Linked DNA regions of Homo sapiens: regions 1, 3, 4, 5, 6 and 7 are each linked to region 2. The links are chromatin loops, found by intact Hi-C in ENCODE. Cell type or tissue: mammary epithelial cell. All regions are shown on one strand.

The links. Peaks named below come from ENCODE experiments on the same cell type or tissue, not always from the same donor. Only the 100,000 strongest peaks of a DNase experiment are listed, where the experiment ranks them.
Region 1: it touches region 2 in a loop (16-fold over the local background); 70 of 110 quality-filtered maps call a loop at or near these places.
Region 3: a loop joins it to region 2, with 9 times the contacts of the local background. A loop is called at or near these places in 18 of 110 quality-filtered maps.
Region 4: a loop joins it to region 2, with 20 times the contacts of the local background. A loop is called at or near these places in 80 of 110 quality-filtered maps.
Region 5: it touches region 2 in a loop (12-fold over the local background); 10 of 110 quality-filtered maps call a loop at or near these places.
Region 6: it touches region 2 in a loop (9-fold over the local background); 13 of 110 quality-filtered maps call a loop at or near these places.
Region 7: a loop joins it to region 2, with 4 times the contacts of the local background. A loop is called at or near these places in 2 of 110 quality-filtered maps.

Annotation. Positions count from the first base shown.
Region 1 is chr6:83,513,191-83,517,190 of GRCh38, reverse strand. All of the region lies in intron 1 of PRSS35 (serine protease 35), which reads right to left. Among named protein-coding and RNA genes, the nearest start is that of PRSS35, 2.7 kb to the right of the region's middle. In mammary epithelial cell, a CTCF peak has its summit at 2,129 (motif pointing right); no DNase peak of the experiment used is centred here.
Region 2 is chr6:83,065,788-83,069,787 of GRCh38, reverse strand. It overlaps UBE3D (ubiquitin protein ligase E3D), which reads left to right and starts at 3,947. Exons shown (of 10, transcript NM_198920.3): 1 at 3,947-4,000. DOP1A (DOP1 leucine zipper like protein A) reads right to left here and starts at 2,117. Exons shown (of 39, transcript NM_015018.4): 1 at 2,009-2,117. RefSeq lists a silencer at 1,619-1,888 and enhancers at 2,059-2,208, 2,239-2,308. In mammary epithelial cell, CTCF peaks have their summits at 2,217 (motif pointing left) and 3,882 (motif pointing right); DNase peaks (open chromatin) are centred at 2,127 and 3,947; H3K4me3 peaks cover 2,395 bases; H3K27ac peaks cover 2,127 bases.
Region 3 is chr6:83,118,199-83,122,198 of GRCh38, reverse strand. It overlaps DOP1A (DOP1 leucine zipper like protein A), which reads right to left. Exons shown (of 39, transcript NM_015018.4): 8 at 3,212-3,311; 9 at 2,342-2,451; 10 at 1,408-1,516; 11 at 149-269. Among named protein-coding and RNA genes, the nearest start is that of DOP1A, 53 kb to the right of the region's middle. In mammary epithelial cell, no CTCF peak of the experiment used is centred here; a DNase peak (open chromatin) is centred at 2,088.
Region 4 is chr6:83,213,402-83,217,401 of GRCh38, reverse strand. ME1 (malic enzyme 1) reads left to right here. Exons shown (of 14, transcript NM_002395.6): 13 at 806-904. Among named protein-coding and RNA genes, the nearest start is that of RWDD2A, 22 kb to the right of the region's middle. In mammary epithelial cell, a CTCF peak has its summit at 2,065 (motif pointing right); no DNase peak of the experiment used is centred here.
Region 5 is chr6:83,429,278-83,433,277 of GRCh38, reverse strand. ME1 (malic enzyme 1) reads left to right here and starts at 2,227. Exons shown (of 14, transcript NM_002395.6): 1 at 2,227-2,401. The coding sequence starts at 2,324. RefSeq lists enhancers at 812-2,011, 1,954-2,123, 2,744-3,013 and a silencer at 2,334-2,523. In mammary epithelial cell, no CTCF peak of the experiment used is centred here; DNase peaks (open chromatin) are centred at 2,157 and 2,857; H3K4me3 peaks cover 2,054 bases; H3K27ac peaks cover 2,002 bases.
Region 6 is chr6:83,415,938-83,419,937 of GRCh38, reverse strand. All of the region lies in intron 1 of ME1 (malic enzyme 1), which reads left to right. Among named protein-coding and RNA genes, the nearest start is that of ME1, 13 kb to the left of the region's middle. In mammary epithelial cell, a CTCF peak has its summit at 1,859; no DNase peak of the experiment used is centred here.
Region 7 is chr6:83,166,348-83,170,347 of GRCh38, reverse strand. DOP1A (DOP1 leucine zipper like protein A) reads right to left here. Exons shown (of 39, transcript NM_015018.4): 39 at 1,877-2,486. The coding sequence ends at 2,181. It overlaps PGM3 (phosphoglucomutase 3), which reads left to right. Exons shown (of 13, transcript NM_015599.3): 12 at 1-43; 13 at 1,025-4,000. The coding sequence ends at 1,114. Among named protein-coding and RNA genes, the nearest start is that of PGM3, 25 kb to the left of the region's middle. In mammary epithelial cell, no CTCF peak of the experiment used is centred here; a DNase peak (open chromatin) is centred at 1,617.

The DNA of each region.
Region 1 (4,000 bases), 450 kb before region 2:
TAGACATTATTTCCCACATTTATTAGATAGAGATAATATTTGAGAATATTTTTGTGAGAAACTAATATGATAAGCACAATGCCCAGAGCACAGTAAGCACTCCACAAAGATTAAAGCCAATGTTTTTCATATCAAACAGGGGGAGCCAACACTCAGGTAGATATTTACAAGGTATTTCATACATCTCTAACTGCCTCATTGTGGTATGCCAAATATCCTCATCCCCAGGACCTGTGAATATTTCCCACACACAAGAAAAGAGACTTTACAAATACGATTACATTAAGGATTTTAAGGTGAAGTGGTTATTCTGGGTTATCCAGGTGGGTCCAATGCAATCATAGGGGCTCATATAAGAAGGAGGCAGACGGGTTAAGAGTGGGAAGAGCTGATAGATGTAAGCGGAGGCCAGAGCAATGCAGGATCATGAGCTGAGGAATATGAGTGGCCTCTAGATGCTGAAAAAGGTAAGGAAAATTATTTCCTAGAACTTCCAGAAGGAGGAACATAAATGAAAATGTGTTGTTTTAAGAAAAATATGAAGAAATATAATTTAAAACTAAAAACAGAAGATCACAATACAACTTCAGATTTCTTTTTTTTTTTTTTTTTTTTGAGACGCAGTCTCTCTCAGTCGCCCAGGCTAGAGTGCAATGGCGTGATCTCGGCTCACTGCAAGCTCCGCCTCCCAGGTTCACGCCATTCTTCAGCCTCAGCCTCCCCAGTAGCTGGGACTACAGGCGCCCGCCACCATGCCCGGCTAATTTTTTTTGTATTTTTAGTAGAGATGGGGTGTCACCGTGTTGGCCAGGATGGTCTCGATCTCCTGACCTCGTGATCCGCCCATCTCGGCCTCCCAAAGTGCTGGGATTACAGGCGTGAGCCACCGTGCCCAGCCAAAACTTTAGATTTCTGATCTCCAGATGCATAAGATAATAAATTTGTGTTGTTTTAAACCACTGAGTTTTCGGTAATTTGTTACAGCAGCAGTAGGAAACTGCTACACTTACAAAGGTGAGAATCGAGTTTTTACAACAGTCTGCCTGACTGTTTAGAAAGAAAGTAGTAGTAGGGAGTGGCGGAGGCTGTGGCTCACACCTGTAATCCCAGCAGTTTGGGAGGCCTAGGTGGGCGGATCACTTGAGGTGAGGAGTTCCAGACCAGCCTGGCCAACGTGGTGAAACCCCGTCTCTGCTAAAAATACAAAAATTAGCCAGGCATGCTGTTGTGTACCTGTAATCCCAGCTACTGGGGAGGCTGAGGCAGGAGAATCCCCTGAACCGGGAGGCAGAGGTTGCAGTGAGGTGAGATCACGCCATTGCACTCCAGCCTGGGCAACAGAGCGAGACTCCGTCAAAAAAAAGAAAAGAGAAGTAGTAGTAGTAGGGAGTGATTAAAAAGTAGAAAAGGGCCGGGCGCGGTGCCTCACACCTGTAATCCTAGCACTTTGGGAGGCTGGGATGGGAGGATCACTTGAGTCCAGGAGTTTGAGAGTAGCCTGGGCAACATAGGGAGACCCTGTCTCTACAAGTGTGGTGGCGCATGCCTGTGGTCCCAGCTACTCTGGGCTGAGTTGGGAGGATCACCTAAGCTGGGAGGTGGACGCTGCAGTGAGCTGTGATTGTGTCACTACACTCCAGCCTGGACAACTAGAATGAGACAGGGCAACCCTGTCTCAAAGCAAACAAACAAAAACAGTAGAAAAGAATGTTTCCTTCTGGGACTTAAAATATAAATGAAAATGTGTTATTTTAAGAAATAATATACAGAAATGCAATTTTAAAACTAAAAACAGAAGATCACGATAAAACTTCATAGTGGTAGGATGCAATATTGCTAGAGGAAAAACAAGAATTAGAACAGGATAGATAAATTTGTCTATTCAACAAATGCATACCACCTGCTAACTCCGCCATGCATTTCGAAGCCTTTATTTTAAAGAATCTCTCTGATAGTCCTTAACTGTTGAGTTGGACTAGAACATTTCTAAGATTTCTTCCAGCTTTAAAGTTCTAGAGTAAACCACAAATGAGAAAACACAAGTAATTTACTCATCAATGCTTCTCAGGAAGGTTCAATTCCTAGTCATCCAGGGAAGAACTTGCCTGTTATCCATGTTGCTACCACTAGATGGCAAAATTAGCCTGGTGATGGCAAATCTAACGCAGGTATTTAAAATGTTTACACTTACTCAGCTGTGAAATAGATTTTATTTTAAAAGCATGTAAGATTCAGCAGGGGCAAAACTTTTAACTGGCTAATAATATACTAAATGGCTGTGACATAGGGAGACATATGAAATTTATTATATTTAGAAAACCCACCTACCTACAGGCCACAGAGCCCATCCTGATGAACTGAGGGCTGATAATGCTGTCTACAGTCAGACAATTTTCTGGCAGATAGTTTTTCAAAAACAGTTGTAGTGCCAGCACACTTCCAGCATGACCTACAGCACTGTTAACTAGTCCCCCAAATGTGCCACAATTTATTTCAATGCTAAGGAAAATCTTGAACCTGCCAAATATTTCACGTTTATCAAATACTTTATAATCCATTACTAAAGGATAAGCTCTCCACTGATTCTAGGCTGAGAATAAATGGCAAGAAAGTTCATTGACAGTGGGCCAATTTCTATTCAAAATATCATACCATAGCACTATTTTCAAGTTTAGTTTCATAAATGGAGACCAAAAAAATGTCTGCTTAAAAAGTTTGGCAGTACTTGAGGGAAAGGAAGATGGTAAAGTTACACAGTTGATTATTTTACAGTAACCCACAACTTCTGTTTCTCATCACAATAAAAAACAAAACCTCCCTTTGTTTGGGGGCTATTTTTCCATGACCTGTACATCTCAATTTGTGCAATCCTATGGATAAATCAAATTTTGGGTGAATGACATTAAAGGAACCCCAAGAGGACTCTTTCATATGCTGCCTTATGAAGTGCACAGCATATAGCTCTAGACTTATCTGTATTTTTCAAGTTGGCCTTTGAGAGCAAAGAATATCTATAAATAGGTATGCTACTTTTCAGGTTTTAAAGCATCTATGGTCACAATGTTTTTAGCTAACCCACATCAGTTTTACCTATACGAAGCTTAACGTTTTTTAGTTATAAAATAATAGCTTGCATACTACTAACTTAACTTTACTGTTTCCTAACCTCTCCATCTCAGATTTCTCATCTGCAAAGTTACCTCAGTGCTAAGGTAAAGTAGCTCTATCCTCCCAAATTCTGAGTCTGATCCTACTGTTAAAATGCAATATGCTTGTTTGATATTTGAGCATTGGGCAGAGGAAAATCATTTACCCAATGGAGAAAATTAACTCACACTAGCAATTGCTTATTTTAACATCTAATGAACACATACTGTATGCCAAGTATATGCTAAACAGTCTCACATTTTAAAACGTGAAAAAGCTTCTTAAAAGCATGCAGTTTTCCCAGCTATCTGGAAGAAAAATGGGGTACAGTATCCACATCTACCACTTCCCTCACTAAAGGAACTCCTCTAATATTTCCTAATAAAAATAAAATTCCATATGATACTTGGCCTCTACCTTCAAGCCTACATGTCTTATTTGGCAGGGATTTTAACATTCTCTCTTCTAAATTATAAACCAGATTCTAAGTATAATTCTCCAGCCAGCAAAATATGACTTTTATAATCCTCTGTGGAGACAAATGTACTTCGGATAAAATAAGAATGAATTTCAGAAGTCAGAAGGGTTAATAAGGGGTGAAAGCCCCCTAGACACAGCAAGCAGCTTCTTTTCAAATCAAGGACAGTGTAAAAATGTCAGAGCAATCAAGCGGGAGTGTTTCTACAACTTTTTAAAAAACCTTTTATTATAGAAAATTTCAAGACTACACAAAAGCACAGAGAAAAGTATTAAGTTGAGAGAAAAGTACAACCCCCATGTGCACATCACCAGCTTCAACTATTGTCAATATTTTGCCAATGTTTCATCCACCATCACCACCCCACACACTTTT
Region 2 (4,000 bases):
AATAAAATCAATAACTACACTCCACCATCAAATTCAAAACATGAATTATGGTTTTAAAAAAGTCAAAAAACCAGAAAGAATAAGATAAGTCTTCTGCCAATAATTAAAGCATTAAGACTCATGGGAACTTAAGTGTATCATTAATATTTTACTAAGAAAAATATAATTTTTTTTATACAAGTGAGTTGCCACTAGATCTTCATGCTCCAAAAAGTTTAAAATGACAGCCAAAAAATAAGCCTAATGCATGGACCTTTACAGTTGAAGAGGACTCAGCTTAAGTACAGCAGTTTTTAAATTTATATTCTATGTAATTATATTCTAAGAGTTGTTAACCATTTGGCCATGAGAAAATAGATCAGGTAAATTTGGGAATGCTAGGATAACCTTCTGGAGATTTACATGTATCAGCATAACAGTAAAGGTTTTGAAGAGTCCTGCCTTTATAAGCAAAAAAGTTAAACCTAGTTTAACCTAGTGTGCTCCCAAATTATTTGCCATTGAACACTGCTTTGGGGAAAGTAAGCCTATTAAATGGTTTTAGAACACTGTTCTGGGGGAAACATCAGTTTGGAAAACCCTGGTCTTTTCAAATTTCCTTAAACAATGACAAAACCGAAGCCTGGAGATCACACCTGGTTAGTAGCAGATTAAAGCACTTGAATCTAATCTCTTCATTCCCAGGCCAGAGCTCACTCCTTTACTTTAACTACAAAATAGGACTTCTTTGAATGTATACAAACATTTAACTGACAACACTTACCTTACATTTAAGATTTGGGTTATGGTGTCACATTTTCTGGTTTGTGTATTAAATCAGGTGTTTTTAGTTCCTTCAGCACTAGGTACCTAATAATCAAGCCCACGTGGAGATTTGCTACTGCTTAACAATTACAGAGAATGATTTAGTTATCAGTTGTGGCCGAAAGTAATCACTAAAATAAAGCATTTAGACTACTCGTGGTTTTAATTTACTCATAACTTCAGTCGGCCCACCTAAATCACTGTGTTATCTATCAGGTGGTGAGTTACTTAGCACATAATGCCGACGTATGTTATTCACTGTAGACCATATTAATACCCACAAACAAAATTAAAATGTGAGAACTTATGTCTGCATAGACAATGGCCAACAACATCAAAACAGATTTTTCTCTCTCTACAGTTCAGGGCCTATTTGTCAGGCAAACAGTTTCCTACATTTTTGGTAATTATCATTTTTTTTGACTGCTTTAGCTGGAGTCGAAGTCATTTTCCCAATCTTTACATTTCTCAAACGCCATAGAACTCTAAGATAGTGTAAAAATGTTCAAACACAATTTACTTAGCTTAAGAAAAATAGTTGTGTGCCATTCCCCGCCCCCCTCAGGGTACAGGAATGGAGGAGGCCCGAACAAGTGACTATTGTTATGTTGCAACTTTAAAAGGCTTAGGAATCAAAGGTGATAATTGTTAACAACACCCGTTTGACTCTTCTGACTTCCTCTTAATAAACTTCGGTACTCCTTTCTAAGCCCCACGGAGAACATGAACCATCGCGGGCCTACGTGTCTCCTCAATGCTAAAAGAACCCACCAGCCGAGAAGGCACAACGCCTCGATTCCTTCAACAAAGAGGGTACTCCGCACGCCTCCATCGCACAGGTGCGACCTCTGCCCCAGCCTTGCGCACCGCTCCGCCCCAGCAGGGGAGGCTCGGGACCTGTCCCCGGCTCCCCGGCCCCGCCTCCGGCCTCCCTCACCTGGGGCCGCCCTCGCGCCTCTGCCCGGCCCAGGCCCCGGCCCCAGCCCTGGCCCTCCAGTCCCCGCGCAGCTCCCGACTCCCCGTAAACCAGAGGGCGGCCGACCAGCTTCGCAGCTCCTGGCGGGGCCGGAGCGGCAACACCCCCGACGCCACAGCAGTCAGACTCGCAAGGCGTCCCCGCGGCTCAGGACCTAGCCGGGCCGAGAAGGATGCTCGGAGCCGGCTACCAGCCTAGCGGCCGCACTGGGGGCAGGGACGCTTTTACCTGCTGCTGGCTCGGCCGCTTCTCGCCGGCGCAGCTCTCCTGGCAACCACGGCAGCTACACCGAGACCGGGAGCCGAAGGGCCTAGTGACAGCTCCCAGAGTGCACCGTGCTCGCGCCCACGCCGGCGTCGACGTCTGAGGCCTTCGATCCCCGCCCCCGATCGGCTTCCTGCCTCCCGGCGCTAGCTGTTGCCACAGCGCCCTCAAGTGGACTGTCGCGGGAAGCGGCCATGGCTACCAATTTCAGGAGTGGCTAGAAAGGGGGTTAGCAGATGTTTTCATTTGAAGAGATAATAGGAACTGAAAACAGCTTTTAAATATTATTTGAATAGTTTCTCAATATTTCATATGAGTAACCTGCATCCCAGAGAGGTTAGGAGACTTGTGAAGTTAGGAGACAAGTAGTTGGTGTCAGATTTGGAACTATTTTGAGTCTAGAGCTCTATCAATCATATCTAGTTACTCCAAGGTAAATTGCACCGTTTTGCCAACACCATACCGTAAAAAAATGAAAGTTTTTACAAATACGTAACTAAATATATAAAAATCTTTTAAGCTAACAAAACAATTATAAAGAGTAAGTTGTGCTACGGAAGTTGTATATTTCAATATAATGTGTCAATATTTAAGCATTCAATAGCCTCGGGTACTAAAGGTGGAAGATATGAAGAGTTGAAATCATCATCCTTCAAATAGATGAATTATTTGAGACCAAATAATAGTAAACTTTATTTTTTTAAGTGAGTTGTTGCTTCCATCTATAACTTCAAATTATTGTGATAGATATAATAATTTGTGCATCAACATAATAAACTTTAATCACCCCAAATACTGATTTTAGAAAAATTGTCAAGCTATTATCTTAAAATATATGACAGGATTTATTTATTTAGAATTTATTTATGGTTTAGGCTGGGCATGGTGGCTCACACCTGTAATCTCAGCACTTTGGGAGGCCAAGGTGGGCGGATCTACCAAAAACAGAAAAATTAGCCGGGCATGGTGGCGCGTGCGCCTGTAATCCCAGCTACTCGGGAGGCTGAAGCAGGAGAATCGCTTGAACCCAGGAGGCAGAGGTTGCAGTGAGCCGAGATCGCGCCACTGCACTCCAGCCTTGGCGACAGAGCGAGACTCCGAAAAAAAATAAATAAATAAAAGCAGCTCCTTGTTTTTAAGAAGCCCTATTGTAATTCTACCCGGTCTTATATTTTAATAGTTCTTCATTATAAGTATTTACATTATACCAGGTTCTTTACTGTGTCAAACTTTTCAAAACTATCTTCTGGTAGTAAACTTCTCCAACTTCTCTTAGTTTTTACTTTTGTGAAAGTGAATAGTGGAGCTGTACATACGTAATCATTCTCATCTTCCTTTTTTACCCCCTAAAAAATGGTTAGTCCTGATAGACTTCAGCCACACTCTTCTGCATTAGGTAACAAAGAACTTCCTTATATTTTTGCACCTGTTTCAATTTTGGAGCTATCCTGTCTAAGTTGAGAAGCAATGGCAAGTCAATTCTTGAAAATTTTGTCGCTTTAGATAGAGGCTAACAAACGACCCTTGTTCATAAAGAGACCAAGATAAAGTGGGTTTGGGGCCGGGAATTCTGTTCTTGCATCTCCTGGGGACAAAGCCCACCTGTAACACTTGCCTCCATCATCTCCCTCCCTTCGAGCTAGCCAAAGGTGTGAACCCTGGGTCTGATTTTTATGGTCATTTCCAGGGATGCTAACGCGCCAAGTCACGCTCATAAGAAGCAGAGTGGGGCGATAGCTAGCCTCTCGCCGCCCACCTTTCTCAGCACTCTGGGCCAAAGCCTGGTTTTGAAAATGCGCGCCCCGCCCCGGCCTCCGGGGTCACGCGCCTTCTCGGTGGTGCACTCTCCGGCCGGCAGGTGGCGCTGTGAGCTGGTAGGCGGCGCCAGCCCTGCGATCTGGCACAGGCGCCTGCGCCGCAGCGGGGCTGCCGCTGGTTGGTCCGCACGTGGAACCT
Region 3 (4,000 bases), 52 kb before region 2:
ATTAAATCAGCTTTACTAGTATTAAATCAGCTTTACTTATTAGAACACAAACTTCATAGAGTAGGATCCCAAGTTATTACACTTCAAGTTTATATTAAGTGAATACATATTATGTCTTCATGTCACATTTAATTTTTTGATAATCCACCTGCTTAACTGAGCATGATCCTTGCTGAAGGGTGGTTCAGTTTGAAGATCCAACTCTGCTTTGCATTGAGAATATAATGTTCTAAACACTTCAATCAGGACATCTTCTAGAATTACAGGTCCTAAAATTAATATTCAAATTAAAGACAGTAATTAATCAGCATGAGCAAATCATGCTTATCTGAAAATTGGCCCAATGAAACAATGTTTTAAAAACAAGTATTTTTAAAATAGTATTTCTTCAGAAGCTAAGCTAAATTCACACTTCTTTGAGAAGGTAATATAAGATATTACATAACTGAACAAATATTTAAAGTGCAGGTTGACACAATAGAAATTACAGAATCAGAGAAATTGGTTTTGCCAGTTAATAGTTCTGTTACATTAGACAAGTTATTTAACTTCTTTGAGCTTTAGTTTCCTCATCCAGAATGAGGATAATACCAAAATTTACAGGACTGTTAAGGGTTAGAAAAAATATTTGTAAGATGGGTAGCATAGTTTCTAGAATATAATAAGTATTCAACAAAAGCTACTTGTAATTACTGCTATTAATTTAAATAATACTAAAATGCATAAGGCTAAATTTTCTTGCTATTACAGATTTCCTTAAAAAAATTCCTGAGCTTCATCTGTTACCATAACAGCTAAAACACCTCTCAAGACCATTTATATAATTCAAGTTATTCTTATATTTTAAATTTTTCATGTTTAAAAAATGGTGAGAAGACACCTGCTAAAACATCTGTATATAATTTGAAGAAATTACATACTTTATGATTTCATTTTATTGCTGTAAATATTTATGTTTTTTACTAATTTCTGTCTCAAGTGCCATAATATATAAGAAATATACAATGGATAAAGAGAGAACATGCAAAATAAAGGGAATGTGGAGAAGAAAGCTGAGGGATATAACTCAAATATTTTCCTCAAGTCCTTGGATTCTGTGAACTATAAATTGCTCATGATGGATTAATGTTTTAATTTCAGTAATACAATCAGGATTAAGAGAAGCTTAGATAGCATCTTTAAAGGGATTCTTCTGCTACATACATACCACAAGACAGATACATAATAACGTATCAGGTGGATGAATACCTGTATCTTAACTTTGTAGAGTGAACTTTAAGAAATTGTTGAGAACTTATATTTAAAGGCCACCTCAAAATATAACAATTTCCCTGATGACTCTTTTTATTTTCTTATTAACACAAAAGTACCACACATGACCTTATGCCCTAGGACAGTATACATTACCTAGCTCAGGTTTGTCCAGTAAACTGATTAAAATGCGAAAAGGCTTTAGATCCTGCATTAGAGTGTTCTCTTCTCCAAATCCATTCACTTGTAAGATTCCCACCATTGCCTTTAAAAAAGGAAAGTACACTGGTCATTTAAGTAAACATATTCAAATATTTTTTCCTTAAGAAAAAGTATTTTTAAATGCAACCATATATAACGGAGACTTATACCCACTATTGCTTTTCTGAAGCCTTTTCACCAACCTTGGCCTTCTTACTCTGCTAGGAAAAAAATATTATTTATCTATCTTGAGAAAAAAAGTGTCTAAATTTTCTTTAGACATAGTGGAATATCAAAGAAAATTTAGAAAAATATATTCATGAGCTGAGTGTTTTCCCTACAGATGAATTTCTATTTAAGATCATTCTTCTCAGAACTATGCCACATTATCATGGCAGTGTCTGCTATTAGGCAATTATTTTCCCGTTAGTGACTTAACAACTATATTCTTATAACCTCACTCATTTAAAAATGCTTCAGATACCATGTATTTTCTTCTATTTCAAATATCTTAAATAAATATAATTGAATTAAAAATAATATGAAATAAACTTCTCCAGAGCTTCACAGGAAATAGCACAGGTCCTGACTCATTTTTGGAAAAGCTCCAACTTCCATTGAGCAGACAGGTGAGAAGCTACAACTATGTTTTAATAAAGTAATGAAAACAACAAAGTAAGAGAAAAAAAGTCTTTTGTCTTACATGGTAGTCTAACATATGATTATCATTTTACAGGAATTTTCTTGTTATAAAAATTCTTGGGAAGTTTGTAAGTCTTGTCTCCACCCCTTCAACTGTGAATTCAATTAAGGCAAGACCTCGTCTTACACTTTTTCACTACCTCTAGTGGTCAGTAAGTAACCAAAGAATAATAAAAGTATTCATTACCTGGACTAATAATTCTTTTGAAAAGGTAGTGAAATAGTAAGTGGCATGTTCTTCAGGATTACTGTGTCTTGTGCTTCTGGGTCCTATGATAGCACCGTTGTTATCAAAACCTCCATGGAAACAAATCACAAAATTACTTAAAATGGAATTCTCAAAACTGTTGTTCACTAAATACCAAAACAGCAAAATCTCAGAACAGCACTAAACACTTACCAATTAGTAGCCCATTCAATGTCAGCAAGAGAGATCATTTTAGATAGTTTAATAAAGGGAAACCAATTCAATACATAAGTATCATAGTATTCTTCCAGAATTATCCTTTTTATTTTTTGGCCAATTTTACTAACAGTGAAATAACTGAATACTCAGAACATCCACAATAAGTTATATTATGTCCCCTCACTCTAGGCAGTAAAGAGTTGTGAAGACAGACAAAACACACAAAAAGCATGGACGACCAAAGTGTACATATGTATTACTGCCTGAGTGGGACACTGTATGATGTGTAAGACAATGGTACTAGTCCTGATTCCTTTGATGAATTCAAAGTTTTGGACAGTATTTTGATTATTAGCTCATCCTTCTTTGCCTACTAACTTATATACAACCATCTCAATTTGTAAGGGGAAAAACATCTTGTTAAGGACAAGGGAACATGACTTTATGAATTCAAATAGACTCTTCAAATATAAAGCTGCTGAAATTTCTTCATACAATACACAACTAATACTGTTTATATTTTTATTGTCCATTTACACAAGAGATTTTAGTTTTTAAATTCAGGACATACATACAACTTGGTAATACTTATACATGACAAATCTCCCTCCATTTTTTCCCCAATCATGACCACAGACATCAAATACCTACCAAGAAGCCATGCATAAAGTCTTCGATTCAGAGACATATCCCTCCTTAGCACTACATGAAGGGCTGCTGACAAGATCCTGATCATATCCGGTCGAGTGGCCTGAAAGAGTTAGGAATATGGTTGTACTTAGCAATATACAATATATATTATTTTTTTCCTCTTTAAAAAATGCCCTGAAATATGCTTAGAATATTAGGGTGTATGGAGTACTTTCATGGATTATTTCAAACACAGGATATTACTTCCATTTTACAGATTAGGAAACAGGAAGAAAGTTAGGTAACATGGCTATTTAGCTGCATAACTGAAACTATAACTTAATTATTTTAACTTACAGTTTAAAGTTCTTTGTCTATATAATAAAAGCAAATTCTGACATAAAACAAATAAAATGAAGCAAGATGGGACAGACACAAGAAAATGATATGCCATTAGTCTTTCACATTTATAACGTTGTCAACTGACTATAAACTCCTGAGAAGGTTACTATCTTCATCCACTCTTTATTCTTTTTAAAAATTTTTATCTTGTAGTATTTTAAACATATCAAAAAATACAGAAAACAAAATAATAAACCGTTTTCTACCAATCATCCAGCTTTAACAATCTTAATTTTTCTCTCATTTTGTTCCATTTCTTTTTAAGAGAAATAATTTTTTTCTTTTTTCCCAATATCCTTAATTCAACGTTTAAAAAAATGATTAAAGGAGATCTGGGTTTTAGCTAAAAGAGGTAAATTTATAAAAATCAAAATAGAAGAAAAGCAACTAACTTGCTATTAATTTTAA
Region 4 (4,000 bases), 150 kb before region 2:
ATTAAGATATACTGAAAAATAAGTATTTGATTATTTAAAATGTTACAAAAGAGGAAGGTTTCCTACTCCCTCTCTGCATCCACATTTTCATGGAACAAAGGCCTAGGTATAAGCTGATTTAGATTTGCCCCCATCTAGAAATTTAATCAAAGTCTTAGAGCTGGAGAGAACATCAGGGTTACTGAGTCTCCCTCTCTGCCTTAGGGTTCAATACAAAATTTAACACTGTTTGATTTGGAACTAGGGAATGGTTTGGGGACAGTAAATGTTGAGGCTAATTAGGTGATTTAGATAATCCAGAGTCTGTGTAAAATTAAAATCCTATTTGTAGTGAGACTCTGAACTAGCTTTCTCAGCCTTTTGCTCTACCTCCTGCACAAGAATATGACTCAGAGCTGGGAGTAATGGCATGCTTAGCCTTGGATAGCTGTCCTCCTCTGCTTTCAGGATCCATTTTCATTACTCTATCATCTTCCTCTTTCTTTCTTTTCTTTTCCCTTGTTCCCCTAATGTATCAATTGGAAAGTATCTAGCATTTCATGGTACAATAGAAAAGGAAGTGGACTAAAAGGAAACCTAGATTCTATTCCCATCTTTTTCACCAATTATGTGATCTCAACCACCACCACACCACTCTGGGCTTATTTCTTTGTTGATAGAAGTGGGGATGAAATTAGGTAATCATATTAATGTCACTGGTTTTTGTATAGACCATTATATGTAACCGTTCACTTAGTTATTGGCGTACCCACCACATTGTATCGTGTGAAGTATAAACACTTTTTTTCTTTCTTTTTTTCATAAGGTTATAGCTCAGCAAGTGTCAGATAAACACTTGGAAGAGGGTCGGCTTTATCCTCCTTTGAATACCATTAGAGATGTTTCTCTGAAAATTGCAGAAAAGGTAAAACCACTCTTGTTCAAGCTTCATTATTTTTCCTTCCTTTTCTTGCTAAATATGCATTTTTAAATATTAAAAATCTGCTTCCTTGAAATGTATATCTGTATCAACTTACTATGTCAGAAGTCAGAGAAATGAGGCACACTGACACTGTAGAGCTTAGGAGCTACATTTGCTTCTCAGAGAAGAATGGAAGTATTGGGCCGAATAATTAATTTCCCTCTCTATCGTTCTTTTTTTCTCCTAAAATTTAAATAATTCATTAGGGCTTCCTGTCAGCCAGATTTCTCCCATTTCACCTTTTTAAAGTTGTTCTTTTCTATATCACATTAGTGATAATTAACCAAAATATTACAGATATGTTAGAGTAACATTTAGACCTTGAACCACCTTCCATATCCATGTCACTATGATGTGTGGCATCATAAATGACAGATCACAACTGATAATACTGGGCGGAAGGCAAAATAAAGAGGTCAAAGAACTTGAAAGCTGTTTGGGTGGCAGATGAGCTACTGAAGGAGTTAGCCAAGAAGAACCCAAAGGCAGAGAAATTTTCTGTAACTAAACTGGAAGATAAGTGGACTTTTTTTGCAGTGTAATTGTATTAGTTTTCTTGGGCTGGGATAACTACATACCACGGTTATGTAGTAACTGTTTTTAAATATTCAAGCCACAGACTGTGTGGCTTAAACAACAGAAAACTATTTTCCCATAATTCTGGGAGCTAGAAGTCTAAGATAAAGATGTTTGCAGGTTTGGTTTCCTCTGAGGCCTCTCTCCTTGGCTGGCAGATGGCTGCCCTCTTTCTGTGTCCCCATATGGCCTTTTCTCTGTGTGTGTACACGCTTGTGTGTCCAAATTTCCTCTTCTCTTAAGGACACCTATCAAATTGGATTATAGACCATTCTAACCGTCTCATTTTAACTTAATTATCTCCTTAAAGGCCTATTTCTAAATACACTCACATTCTGAGGTACTAGTGGTTAGGGCTTCAACACTGAATTTGGGGTGGGAGGAACACAGTTTAGCCATGACAGTAGTTATATGTTTAAATTGGGGTTTCTCTACTTCAGCGTTGTGGACATTTTGGGTCAATAACCATCATGCGGCTGTCCCAGGCATTGTACAATCTTCAGCAGCATTCCTGGCCTCTGCCCACTAGATGTCAGTAGCATCTGCTCAGTTGTATCAACCAAAGCTGTTTCCAGACATTGTCAAGTATCCCCTTGGGGGCCAAATTGCTCCAGATTGAAAATCACTAGCTTAAGCTATTAGCAAGTTATCTAAACAACACCATTTAAGAGTCACATATCATTATTTATCTCGTTGACTGAAGGCAGTCTCTTAAAAAAAGAAGTAATTCTCTAAAAACCTTTACATAATAATCTGCTTGGTTATCTATGAAAAAGTATGTTCATATATTCTACTAATATGTATCTGCTAGTTTTTAAGTAGTTTAAACTATTAATATACTGAATAGCATATTATCATTTTAAGTTCATTTTGGAGATTTAAATGAAAAAGAGTTAGCTTATGATTAGAGGGGAAAAAAAGCAGGGGACAGCAGGGGAGTGCCAAAAGATTCAGATATCACACCTAGAATAATGGAAGAATACAGAGTGCATACACAGAAATTGAGAAACTAGAACAAAGAACCAACTTCAGAGAGGGAGATCATGTAAGTGGACTGCAAGTTTGAGGTATCAATGGCACATTCAAATGTACCATTTTATCAAGTAGATAGAAATGACTGAAACTTAAAGAGAGGCTAGATAAAAGACCTGGGCATCTTCTGCATGTGGTAACTGGTGAATATCTAGGAGTGGGTGAGGTTGCCAAGAAAGCAAGTATAGAAAGGAAATAAAAATGAGAATAGAATATAGTTTATTATTCTGTCTAGAAGACAGAAGAAAGATGCCAGTTAAGAAGAGAAGTGGTCAGGATTTTAAGAGACTCCAAACTGAGCAGCATGTCAATAATTAGGAAAGAGACAATTTCAGAATGGGAGTGGAAATTGTGACCAACACAGCCAAATCCTGGAGAGAAAAACAGATGCAGACTTTTATTTGGTACTTAACAAGTTATCAGAGACTTTTACAAAAGAAATTTCAAGATGTACAGGAGGTTCAGAAGGCAGAGAATTAGGAAAGCAATAAAATATAAGCCACTCTGTCAGAGAGTTTGGCATTGACAGGACAGAGAGAGTGAAGATTTCATTGGGAGAAGGGATTATTTCTATGGTATAACTGGGAGCAGAAAGAGGAGATGAATTTCCACATAGTCTATGTCAGTAATGAAACAATGTGTTTTATTATAAAATTAACATAGCCATCTTAAGTAGGCATGAGGGATCTTTTTGGGGTGATGGAAATATTCTAAAACTGAATGTGGTAATATTGTTGCACAGCTCAGTAAATTTACAAAAATAATTTAGTTGTACACTTAAAATGCTTGAATTTTGTGTGAATTATATCTCAATAAATCTGTTTAAAAAGTAATACTACCATATTATGGGCACTTTGGAAAACAAATAGAGAAAAGGAAAATAACCAATATCCTATTTTTCTAATATAAGTATTATTTTTTTTCCTGTGTTTGTTTTGAGTCTTTCGTTTGTTTATTTTCTAACATTATTATAATTATGAAATATACATATTGTTTCCTGCTTTTTCATAGACATTTCATAATACAGCACAGTATTCATAACCTTAATTGTTCATAAATGCATAGTTTTACATTGAGATGAGATAATCATTCTGATATTCTTTGAAATCAGACTTATCAAAATAAGTCAGTCATATAAATATTGTTTTAAGAACTGATGTGAATTCGGCTGGGCACGGTGGCTCACACCTGTAATCCCAGCACTTCGGGAGGCCAAGGCAGGTGGATCACCTCAGGTCAGGAGTTTGAGACCAGACTGGCCAACATGGCGAAACCCCTTCTCTTCTAAAAAAGTACAGAAATTAGCCGGGTGTGGTGGCAGGAGCCTGTTAACCCTTGGGAGGCTGAGGCAGGAGAATCGCTTGTTTTTTTGTTGTTGTTGTTTTTTGTTTTGTTTTGTTTCGTTTTTGAGATGGAGTTTTGCTCTTGTTG
Region 5 (4,000 bases), 360 kb before region 2:
GTCTCTTAATTTGTGAATGATACCCATTCTTAACATTACCAATTGCTTTCAGAGTGACAGTGCAACCACAGTTTGTTACAAGGCAAATTAAAGCAGTTTTTTTCTCTGCATCTGTTTTCCTACGTTTTTGGAAATAAAACCTAACCTTATGAGATTATTATTTAAAAAAGACTGAAAATTTTGATATTCTAGCTAACATTTATGTAGAAAAATAGGTTCTTTCTAGTATTCTTGGAACTACATATGAATGTACTAAATGGCTTCTTCAGCTAGGCCTTATCCTGTTTCATTCAAGATGACGGCGGTTATTTTAATAATTAAAATAAACATACAGATGAAAGATGTGAACTTTACCTACTACTGGCAGGATATTGTAATCCCCTTGTAATGTTGCCTTTGAGGGAGAGGCCATATACTCTTTGTGGGTTACTCCCTGTACTTATAACACTTTTCCTATCTGTAGATATTAAATCTCAGAAACAGGAACAGGTAGGTAGTATATCTAAATTCATGTAATAAGTACTTTATTATAATAAGGGTCTGTTGTACTAACATTTTTGTTTCTTCTTAAGCAGCTTGAATTGGCTCCCATGCCAGCTGTTAAACTGTTTCCTCTCACATAAAACACCCTAACTGTAATGTGTCTCAGTTAATTCAGGAGAGTGAGTTGTGTAAAGTACACCTTTTTCTTAGATGTTGTAGGATTGAGTATTTATGGAGTATAGAATTAACAATGAAAGGTGTCATTTAACTTCAAGGATTTTTTTCAAAAAGAACTTTGTGATGCCTAGAAAATATTCTCTATAAAAACAACGAATTCTAGATAATTCAGGCGAGGTCAAAGAAGCTTCTAAATGTAAATACGGACAAAATACAATTACTGTAAGAAATCTTTCTGATAAGGCAAAGTTAACATAACTAGAAATGAAAACACTGTGATTGGATGTGTGTCTAGTATATGGAGATATAAAATCAGCAAATAATCTCAAACACTATCCTTTGTAATATCAGTATGCAGAGACAAATGGGACAGAAACTAGCAATCCTATTTAACTGAAAAGGAAACTGGGGCACAGAAGGCTTTAGTGTCTGTTGCTATTAATTTATTTTTATCAGACAGGCACTCCTTTTGGCTATGATCTGACTATTCCTCCAGTCCATGAACCTCCAAGCATAAATATCAATAAAACAATAAAAAAATGGCCCGGCGCGGTGGCTCACACCTATAATCCCAGCACTTTGGAAGGCGGAGGCGGGCGGATCACCTGAGGTTGGGAGGAAGGCCTGAAAGACTGCTTACTCATCATTATTCAGAGAGAGCAGTGGTTCTTGAACATCAGGTTTCTAGAACTCCCAGAGAAATAATATACAAGATAAACAGGACTGTTCATTGGGCCTTTGCACCCTAACACCTTGACTCTTATCTTATTGACATTCAAATACAATTCCGGTGGAAAATCTGTAGAAACTGACAGGTGTGGCGCCTGAGCTCTCCTCTCTGGGCTTCCTCCCAGTTCCCTTGGGCCTCGGCATTCTGGGTCAAGGTTGGTTCCCTCCGGCCTCAGGGCCCCGGGCATGGCCGGCATCCTGGATGGCACGGCGAAGGTTGTGGATCTGTAGAAAGAGGGCTTCCAAGACGCTAACAAGACAGGAGAGACGAGTCTGATTCTCCTCAGCCTGTCGAGGTGTTCTGTCAACAGTTCTGGGGACCCCTCACGAGTCCTTCCGTCCTGTAATCCCCCTAGGTGTCTGAGCGACCGCCGGCTCTGCCTGAACCGCTCAGGTTCGCACCTTCTGGCATCTTCTCGCACTTTCTCCAGCCTTCCCGGGCAGGGGGATCCTGGCCTGACGCTCCCCGCTCCCTGCCCCCGCCCTGGGTCTCTGGGGTCAGCAGAGCCACCCAGTGCACTGCGTTTAGGCATGCCCACATGGAGAGAGGCGACCACAGCGGTGATCATAAGCCCATGGTGGGCAGAGGCCCTATGGAGCCAAGGGCTCCGGCCGCCACCCCCGCTCCGCCACCAGCAGCGCTGCCAGGACTCGCTCTTCCTCCTCCTCCTCACACGCCGGCTCGGATGATCTCCTGCCATGACTCAGCGCTTCTCGCAGGCTGCCCTGCTGGGGACACCGGCTTCGCTCGGGCCCCTCCCGACGCGTCCACCCCCTCTCGCCACCCACGCCCGCCCCCAGCCGCTGGGCCTTTCCCAGTGCGGCCGCCGCCGCCACAGCTGCAGTCAGCACCGTCACCCCAGCAGCATCCGCCGCCTGCACCGCGCGTGCGGCCCGCCCCGGCCTGACCCCGCCGCCGAACCCGGCGCCAGCCATGGAGCCCGAAGCCCCCCGTCGCCGCCACACCCATCAGCGCGGCTACCTGCTGACACGGAACCCTCACCTCAACAAGGTAAACCCGCAGGCCCACCTGGCCGCCCATCGGCCCCTCTCTATCAGGGTCAGGGCCCTCTTGCAGGTCCCCGCACCATGGCCTCGCCCCTCCGCCGCTCCCCTGGGAAGGTTCCCGGTGAGCGGCCGCGGCCTGGGGGGCCTTGGTGTGGGCAGAAGGAAGAAGGACGCCTAATCGGGTCCGTATCCACTAGAGTGATGGCAGGGCAGTGCTGGTGCCTCTGCACCTCGGCATCCCATGTTAGGGATAGAGGTAAAGGTAAAGGTTAGTGATAGAGGAAAAGGTGATACTTTTCGGCAGCTCTTCTCCAAAAACAAGAGCCCAGACAATGAAAGTAGTATCAGACAAAGTGTGTGAATGGAGTGCCAGGTCAGACTCCATGTGCCACTCACTTACTGGTTGCACACACAGTGTGGCAATTATTGGAAGTTGATAAGGCGAGAAGTGGCTCAACTGGTCCTGCCCAGACAGAAACGTGTACTGAGTGCCTTCAGATCACGTTAGCAATCTGGAAATCCAAGTCCTCTCGGTTTCTGGAGTGACACGGTTAAGAGTCTGGGAATGCGTGGTGGGTGGCCTCTGTCTTGGACACTTTGCATGGCTTGGTAGAAGAACTCTGTCCCAGACATGGGACTGTGGGTAAAGCCATTTCTTTTCTTTCTTTCTTTTGTTTTGTTTTGTTTTGTTTTGTTTTTAATTTGGCTTTCTGGAAGTTAAAAAAAAATTTTGTTTAGAGCTGCTCTCTTTTTATTAAAGGGGAATTCAGTGTACACCCTGTTCAGAGACTCCTTTTCGGATCCTGGTAACATTTCATTTTCCTTCACTGGTGATGCAATATAAGCACTCGGGATGTCTCTCAAATAAAAAATACCTCCGAATTTATCATTTTGCTTCCACACTTATTTTACAGCCAGGTTTGTCTCGGGATTGTTCCTTTTGTGTGTGTGTGTGCGTGCGCTTTGGACATTTCCTATTTATTCAGGAGTCTGAAAATGCCATCAGTCAGCACAGAGGTTTGTTTAGTTATTTTGGTTGTCTCTTTGGTGGACTGCATTTCACATTAAGAACAGAAGCTCAGCTTTTTCCTTGTCGTGTTCCTGATGATTTGTTGATCATATTAATGACTTAAAGACATGATTTATTTAACAAGTTATAGTCAGTGTGAGTGATTTTTTTTGTGTGTGTGGTGACAGGCACCTTTTACAAATCTATGACTGTGTGCTATCTGCCGTCATGTAGCATTATTAAATTGTAAATAATTCCAACTTATTTCTTTCTTTAAAATAAATTTAATTGCTAGTTTGATTGTTTTTTCTTTTCTTTTATTATTCTGCAGGTTTGCCACCTATTTTCAGTAGAACAAAAGTAAAATTTGATGTGACAAAACTATTTGTGACTTGTATGTGTCACCTGCCTACTGTAATTTATGACCAAGTTGTGGGTTGACACTTAAGAAGGACCACATGAGTTGTATAACCTGTTTGATTTTCCTCAAGTTGGGGGCAAGAGTGTCTATTAAGAGTATGTAGATGGCATGAGCAATCCCTGAGCAAGAGTAATTATTGCCTTTACTATGCTTACATCAAGAATTTATTATTA
Region 6 (4,000 bases), 350 kb before region 2:
TTGTTCAGTACTCTGTCATATGGTCACATATAACTACAGGGGAGTCAGGAAATGTCTTTTATTTAATGCATTGCCACCCCAAATAATATTAGGATTCTGTTCCTGGAAAGGAAGAGGGAAATAGATGTTGTCGTAGGCAATTAGCAGTCTCTACCATAGCCAGAGCTGCCAGAAGCAAAAGGAATGAGATTTAATAAATGAAAATATTAAATATGAATGTAATATTCTTGAAAATTGAGGTGAATGGTTCTTAATATTTTAAAAATAGTCTTATAGATTCGCTTTATAAAAATAAGATATAATAATGTGAAAAGTATGTCTGCCACTTCTGTGTCTGGGCTAGCTGGTTCCCCTCCCTAAAGGCAACCACTGTTGCCAGTGACCAGTGTTTTCATTATATACTAGAGATATTGTATGAAGTATTTTTTAAAGTTAATTTTCATAAGTTAAAATGTTATTGATACAGGACATGAATCAGATATGCCCTTAGTGTGGTAGATAGGAGATAATGTTATAAAGAAAAATGTTTCAGGTGGGAGTATGTATGTGAATTTTATAGAGACACCGAAAACAGATTAAGAATCATGATATCAGGTTGAGCCATCTATGATTTGCCTGGTAGTCTGAAACTAGTTCTGAAGCATTGTTCTACCCACCACCTTTTGTTTTTTTAAAATCTGAGCTAGCCTTAGTATGTGGATTCCTTAATACGGTGAGTGATAAACATGCGGGTTGGCTATTGCTAAACTCACAACATTTTTATGAAATGGAATAACTAGTCAGGAAAGGTACTGGGGCTTCCCATACTTAGGATAATGTTTGAAACTTCTTACCTGGTTAACTAGGACTTGCCCACTCAGGTTCGTACCTTTCTTTCTAGTGCTCATCTTTTATCATTTCTCACAGTTGGTGCAGTTTCCTTCCCTACGCTTTCCCTGAGAAGCCAAGCTTTTCTGCATTAGGGGTTATATACATGCTGTTTCTTCTCTACCTACCCCCAACTTTTCACCTGGTCAACTGCTACTCTTTCTAGTCATCCTTCAGATTGCATTTTGACATTACTCCTCAGTGAACTATTTCTCTAACTGTCTAAATTAAGTTCTTCCTTTTCTTTTCCCTGTACTTATCACAATTGTTATAGTTATTTGTGTAGCTTTTCATATAATATCCTGTTAAGCTCTTTATATTGTAAGCCTAATGAGACTATGGATCATACCTGACAAGCCACTGTTTCGTTGGGGTAGTTCCTGTATGCATTGTAAGCATTCACTCAATGATATCTGTGAGTGTGATGATTAATTTTATCTGTCAACTTGCTTAAGCCACAGGGTGCACAGACATTTGTTCAAACATTACTCTTGTAACTCTTGTAGTGTCAGTGAGAGTGTTTCTGGATAAGATGAACATTTGAACTGAGTAAAGCAGATTGCCCTCCCTAATGTGGGTGGGCCTCATCCAATCAGTTAAAGGACGAAAAAGCTGAGTAAGAGGGAACTTCTCCTGCCTGACTGTCCTGAAGCTGGGACATCAAATTTTTCCTGCCCTTGGACTCAAACTAAAATGTGGGCTCTTCCTGGGTCTTGAACCTCCTGGCTTTCAGACTGGATCTACACCATTACCATTGGCTCTCTTGGGTCTCTAGCTTGCTGGCAGCAGGTCTTTGGACTTGTCAGCCTCCATAATCATGTGAGCCAATTATACTATTTCTCTCATAATAAATCTCTTCATATATATAAAGGTTCAGTTTCTTAGGAAAACTGACCAATACAGCGAGCTTCACAACCGCCCATAAAGTAACTGTAAAAGCAGAGAGAAAACATTTCTGCAAATCTCCACAGTGGATCTGAAGCAAGAAAGCCATCTTGTGGTGTTTCTGGGAATATCATGTCTGAGGTATATATCCCTTAAGAAACTGAAACAGTCCTCTGCAACAGTTTTCAACATATTTTGTGCCAAAGGCACAAAAGTTGGAAAGTTGATGAAGTCTGTGGTCTCCTTAAATCAATGATTTTAAATAAACAGTATACATAATATTACAAAGGAAACCACTTGTAATTAAATATAGGTATCAAAATATTAACAAATATATTTACAAGTGTGTATTGTAAGATATATTCCTCTTTATTGAAGACTCATATAGCAAGATAATATATTTAAATATGGGCAATTTAAAGTAAAGTTTTATTTTTTAAAGAGATCAATATCAAGGTTGTCTGCATGACTGGCCTGTGTGCCTGTTCATGTTATTAAAAAAAGTTGGGCCTGGCGTTGTAGCTCATGCCTGTAATCCCAGTACTTTGGGAGGCCAAGGCGGGTGGATCACAAGGTCAAGAGATCGAGACCATCCTGGCCAACATGGTGAAACCCCGTCTCTACTAAAAATACAAAAATTAGCTGTGCATGGTGGCACGCGCCTGTAGTCCCACCTGCTTAGGAGGCTGAGGCAGGAGAATGGCTTGAACCTGGGTGGCGGAGGTTGCAATGATCCGAGATCACGCCACTTCACTCTAGCCTGGGCGACAAAGTGAGACTCCGTCTCAAAACAACAACAACAACAACAACAACAAAAAACAACAAAAAAAACATGTTAGTTAGGCACAGTGGCTCCTGTAATCCCAGCACTTTGGGAGGCCAAGGGAGGAAGACTGCTTGAGGACAAAGGACAGGAATTTGAGATCAATCAGGGCAACATAGTGAGACCCTGTCTCAAAAAAAAATTTTTTTTCCAGATGTGGTGGTGTATGCGTATAGTTCCAGCTACTCAAGAAGCTAAGGCAAGAGGATTGCTTGAGCCCAGGAATTCGAGGCTGCAGTGAGCTATGATTATACTACCGCACTCTATCCTGGGCAACAGACTGTCTCTAAACAAAGCAAAACAAAGCAAAACAAAACCTTATTGCAGATCTAAAGCTACAGTAATTTCAAAGTAATGAAGAACATGAATGTTATTTCCAGATACATGCCACAGATGTAACATGGCATAAAAATAATTGTTATTTCTATTATGACAAAGACACAGAAACTACTTTTTTTTTTTTTTTTTTAGACAAATCTCACTCTGTCACCCAGCCTGGAGTGCAGTGGCATGATCTTGACTCACTGCAGCTTTGACTTCCCGGGCCAAAGACATCCTACCACCTCTGCCTCCCAAGTAGCTGGGACTACAGGTGCATGCCACCACACCCAGCTAATTTTTTTCTACTTTTTTTTTGTAGAGATGGGGATCTCACTATGTTGCCCAGGCTGGTCTCGCACTCCTGAGCTCAAGCGATCCTCCTGCCTTGGCCTCCCAAACTGCTGGGATTAGAGGCGTGAGTCACTGTGCCTGGCCAGGAACTACTATTATGTCTCTTGTTTATTTCATTTAAAATGGAAGGAAATACTAAATCTCATAGAGTTTGTGAAAAAGATGTCCAAGTTCAGGCCTCCTTAATTACTCATCCATACCTTGAGGATCTGTGATTAGGTCTGTGAATTTTAAGTTAAAAGCCTCTGATAGGGGGCTAAATTGGTTCTTCACCAGAAGCACTGACCTTGGTCTCTGAAAACTGATTCTTAAACTCAGAGGCTTTCAGACAATACTGAAATGTGAAGAATAAAAGTCAATATTCATGTAGCATGTGCATATTAGTGACTTTATTTTAAAACTTTGTACCATAAGCATTTATATAACACTTTATAATTTACGTAGGATGCAAAAACACCTGGTCTCATTTTTTTCTTCCCAACAACCCAGTGAAACACACATAACATGTACTATGTGTTCAGTAAATAGTTGATTAGTCTTATTTAGCAGATGCAATAATTGAGGCAAATCTCCATTTAACCCTTAACACCTTAAATATTTGCTCAAAATCAAGTGTTAAATAATATCTACTTGTGACTCAAACTTGACAAATGGTATACCCTTTAGTCTTATGTTGCTATTCAGTCATATTTGTTGGTGAAGTGTGCATCTAAATTTCTAGTGTATGGCTTATTACAATCTATTAAATACCAA
Region 7 (4,000 bases), 100 kb before region 2:
TACAGAAGATGTCGTCCGAGTATATGCAGAAGCAGACTCACAAGTAAGCTGGGATAGTTCTATTGAAAAAGAGCCTAATATTAGGTGATGGGCAGGCAAACTATTTTAATGGTTTTTAGAATCTCACTATGATGATTAAGGCTTTATTTTGTTGAGCCTTTTAGGTTCACATTAAGACTACAAAATTATTTTCACCAGCAGTAATTATACAATTTAACAAAATTAGACCCACTTAGTTTATTTCCCCAAATATTTTTGACTTATTCTAGACTTCCTGAAAGTGTCATATTTTTAACCATGGCAGGAATAACTAATAAATACTTAGTTTATGCACTATAAGGTAGATGATCCTTTTCTCTTCTTTTAAAAATATACTCTTGTGACATGAAAACAACCAGCTTTGTAGTTCATTTCTAAGTCAACTGATAGCATTCTGGACTCTTGATTTGTTTTTCAAAATATTTCCTTTAAATGACAGCCTTACTCTGTGCCTGTTTCCCTGACAGGGGTCAAGACTTGTGGTCTGGATTTTTATTATTTGGCCTCTTCACATACTCCTTAAAGTGTGTGCAAAGCCAGGGCAAAGTACAGTGAGTGCGCTGAATAGGGAATCAGGAGGAGACATTTGGCAGCTTTCCTGCAGAAGCTTAAGCCATCTCAGAGTCTAATGAATATCCATGATGGATGAGGAGATGGCAACAGAGGCATTAGTACTTACTTACTGTTAGGCCAATTGTGGATTAAAGTTTTATTGAATTTTTTCAGTTGTGGAATGATAGCTATTTTTATAATCTGAATTGATTAAAAACTTACCTTATTTAGAAGAATTTGGTCTGTTTTCCGTTTATTTAAGGGCTTTGGAATTTGTTACTGAAAGATGAAAAAAGGTTTTCATTAGAATTTGTTAGTGAAACAAAATCAAGAATCACCCCTCTCTTCCCCAGAGTTCCAAGTAACATGGTCTTGCCCATGTTAGACACATGCTATGTCTTTCTCATCTAATCTCTTTTAATGTAATTTGCAGGAAAGTGCAGATCACCTTGCACATGAAGTGAGCTTGGCAGTATTTCAGCTGGCTGGAGGAATTGGAGAAAGGCCCCAACCAGGTTTCTGAAGATAATTTTCATATTCCTGAGAAACTGGACTTTTTACAAGTCTTTACAAAACTGTCAATAATAATGGCAGTACTAAGAGATTTATAATCATAATGTTTACAATGCAGCCTACTGGATTGTCTCTAGATCTGTTTTTCTTAAACACTAACAGAATAATTCTTTATAAATAGGTAAGCCTTACACTTGTTAAAGAAATTTACCTCTAATTTCAGTCTCACTAATGTAAAATACTGGGACTTAAGTATACAATTCAGTCACTAACTGTACAGTTTTATGTGGGGAACAATTCATGCAGGCTACTGGAAAATTAAATCTTATTACCAACTCCTTGTGATATCTTTGCCATCACCATCACATGAGCAAGATGATGTTTTGCAGCATTCCCCATTGCTGATACAAATGGAGAGGGCAGAGAAGACTTTATACAACCAGTTTTTCCATTGCAGAGTCTTAAGAAAGATTATTAGATGACTTACCTATATGACTAATGCCATCAGGAACTCAGAGGTATGAATAGGGGGTTGTCCATCCCTCTTCCATACTGAGGTGGAGATGCTCATGCAATACTTTTAAGGATGCATGGTCCAGCCTTCAGTTATTCTTCACTGCTCTTGGTGAAGGTATGTGGGAGAAAAACTAATTATAATACGTTTCCCAGCCTCTGATGGAGAAGGAACACCATTCTGATACCAGAACATGGTTAATAAGGAAAAGAGAAAAATCCCCAACCAATCTTAATTGAACCAAGTCTGAAACCAATGGAAAAAAAAAATGGGTAGTGTATATTTTGCAGGTTTAAGACAACTCAGGACAATAAAAACAATGGACTTTACATGTGTATATATATAGCTCTCTTAGGCACCATAATCAGTATGAGCCAACAATATTTAAACTTGATTCAGGCCACATTCAGACATTTGCTCTTATATACAAATATTTAAATTAAATACAATCTGAAATGTGTTCTGTTACATACAAAAAAGGAAAAACTATACAACGCAGAGCAGTGTGTGTGTTTTAAATAATTACATTTACATGTAAGCTAAATGGAACCAGCAATGGTGCTCAAGTTTTTATCATCCCTTCCAGAAAATCTTTTTCTACCATCTCTTCTATTTTTTGCCTGGCTTTGCTGGAACATGGTTTGTGGTTCTCCAGTTTCATGTCCTTATTAGGGAAGGCATTTGAGTAGAGGATAGGACTCCCTGAGTGTCCTCCACATCGGCTTGTGACTTTGCTGTTGAAGACTTGACTGAGCACATTGAAGAACGGCAGGAGCTGCTCCATACTGCGCACGGTGCAGATGGTGAGCAGCAAGTGCCCTGGCTCCCAACCCAATGTTCTCCCTGAGTTGTCTTCCTCTGGATTTTTCTGCAGAAAACAAAAAGTGAACTGGTATTAATACAACAGACAATGTGGTATGTTAGAAAAATTAAAAATATATAAACTTTGGCAATTGGTCAAGAAATGAATACAAATGACATTAAGTTTCTAACTCCTGACCTGATCAAAACCCTTGGTGCTTCTGAGACCTTTTACTGCCATTTATTAGTTTTACATGGAGCAGTCTAACATTGTAGTAATAGTTCCCAACTAGAATGCGCAGATAAGCTTAGTTAACAGAAATAGCTTTGAACAGGAATAGAGTCAAACATAAAAGTTTTATGTTGTGCTTTGTATTTACTCAAAAAGCTCCCAGGTTTCTGAACCCTCACTACTGTAACCAAGGACTAGGTCACAAAATTACTACAGAAAAAAGGAACAAAGTGCTTTATACATTTCATAATATATCCCCTTTTATTATAATTAGTTAATTCCCTTTTATCTAAATGGCCTAAATTTGCCATGATGGTAGCAGTGTCCAAAGTGAATAATTACTGTCAGTACTGCATCACAGAGAAAGGAAGGGATCCCTCAGGAGACACTGCTGTCTCCTTCTGGGTTGTGCTAAACAACATAGGGAGGAAAGCTGGACCTGGAGTCAAAGGAATTGAGTTAGTGTGCTGGCTCTGCCATACTTACGGCACCCTTGGGCAGGATATACAAAGGTTCCTCACTTATAAAATGGGACAGTCTAAAACTACCTTTTAGTAGAGAAGTCAAATGAGAAGGTATGTGAAAACTCTGTCAACTAAATATAAAGACTAATAATTTGGGTATTAAGAGGCTAGTTTGAGAAGCCACCTGAATTACACAAACACAGCTACAGACATCATTCTGTCTAGAGAAAGATAAGAGAGAACAGGTTGGTTGAACTTGGGCAGAATCACAGATACAATTCCACACTAAAGAATGAAAATAAGCAATGAACTAGACAGAAGGAAGAAATCATGAAGACTTAGGAAGCAGAATTACAATCTGTCATATTAACAAATGGAGTTTGCCTTCTAAGATCAGATGTTGCTCAGAAACTTTCATTGTTTACCTAATAATTTAATATCACTAGTTTCCTAGTGGGTCAAGCAGATGCAAAATCCAGCTTATTTTCTTCTATGTGCTCTCAAGCTTATTGCTTATTTTAAAGTAAAATCCTGAAAAAGGAAAATATTAGGTTGGTGCAAACGTAATTGCGGTTTTTGCATTGTTGAAATTTGCCGTTTTATATTGGAGTACATTCTTAAATAAATGTGGTTATGTTATACATCATTTTAAGCATATTTCTCACTTTTTTTTTGCTAATGACTTATTGCTGTTTATATTTATTTTAGACTATGGAAATGATGTTAGACAAAAATCAAATTTAGCGATTTTCTGAGTTCAAAATAGGTTATAAAGCAGCAGAGACAACACACAACATCAACAATGCATTTGGCCCAGGAACTGCTAATGAACATACAGTGCCGTGATGGCTCAAGAAGTTTTGCAAAGGAGACTAGAGCCTTGAA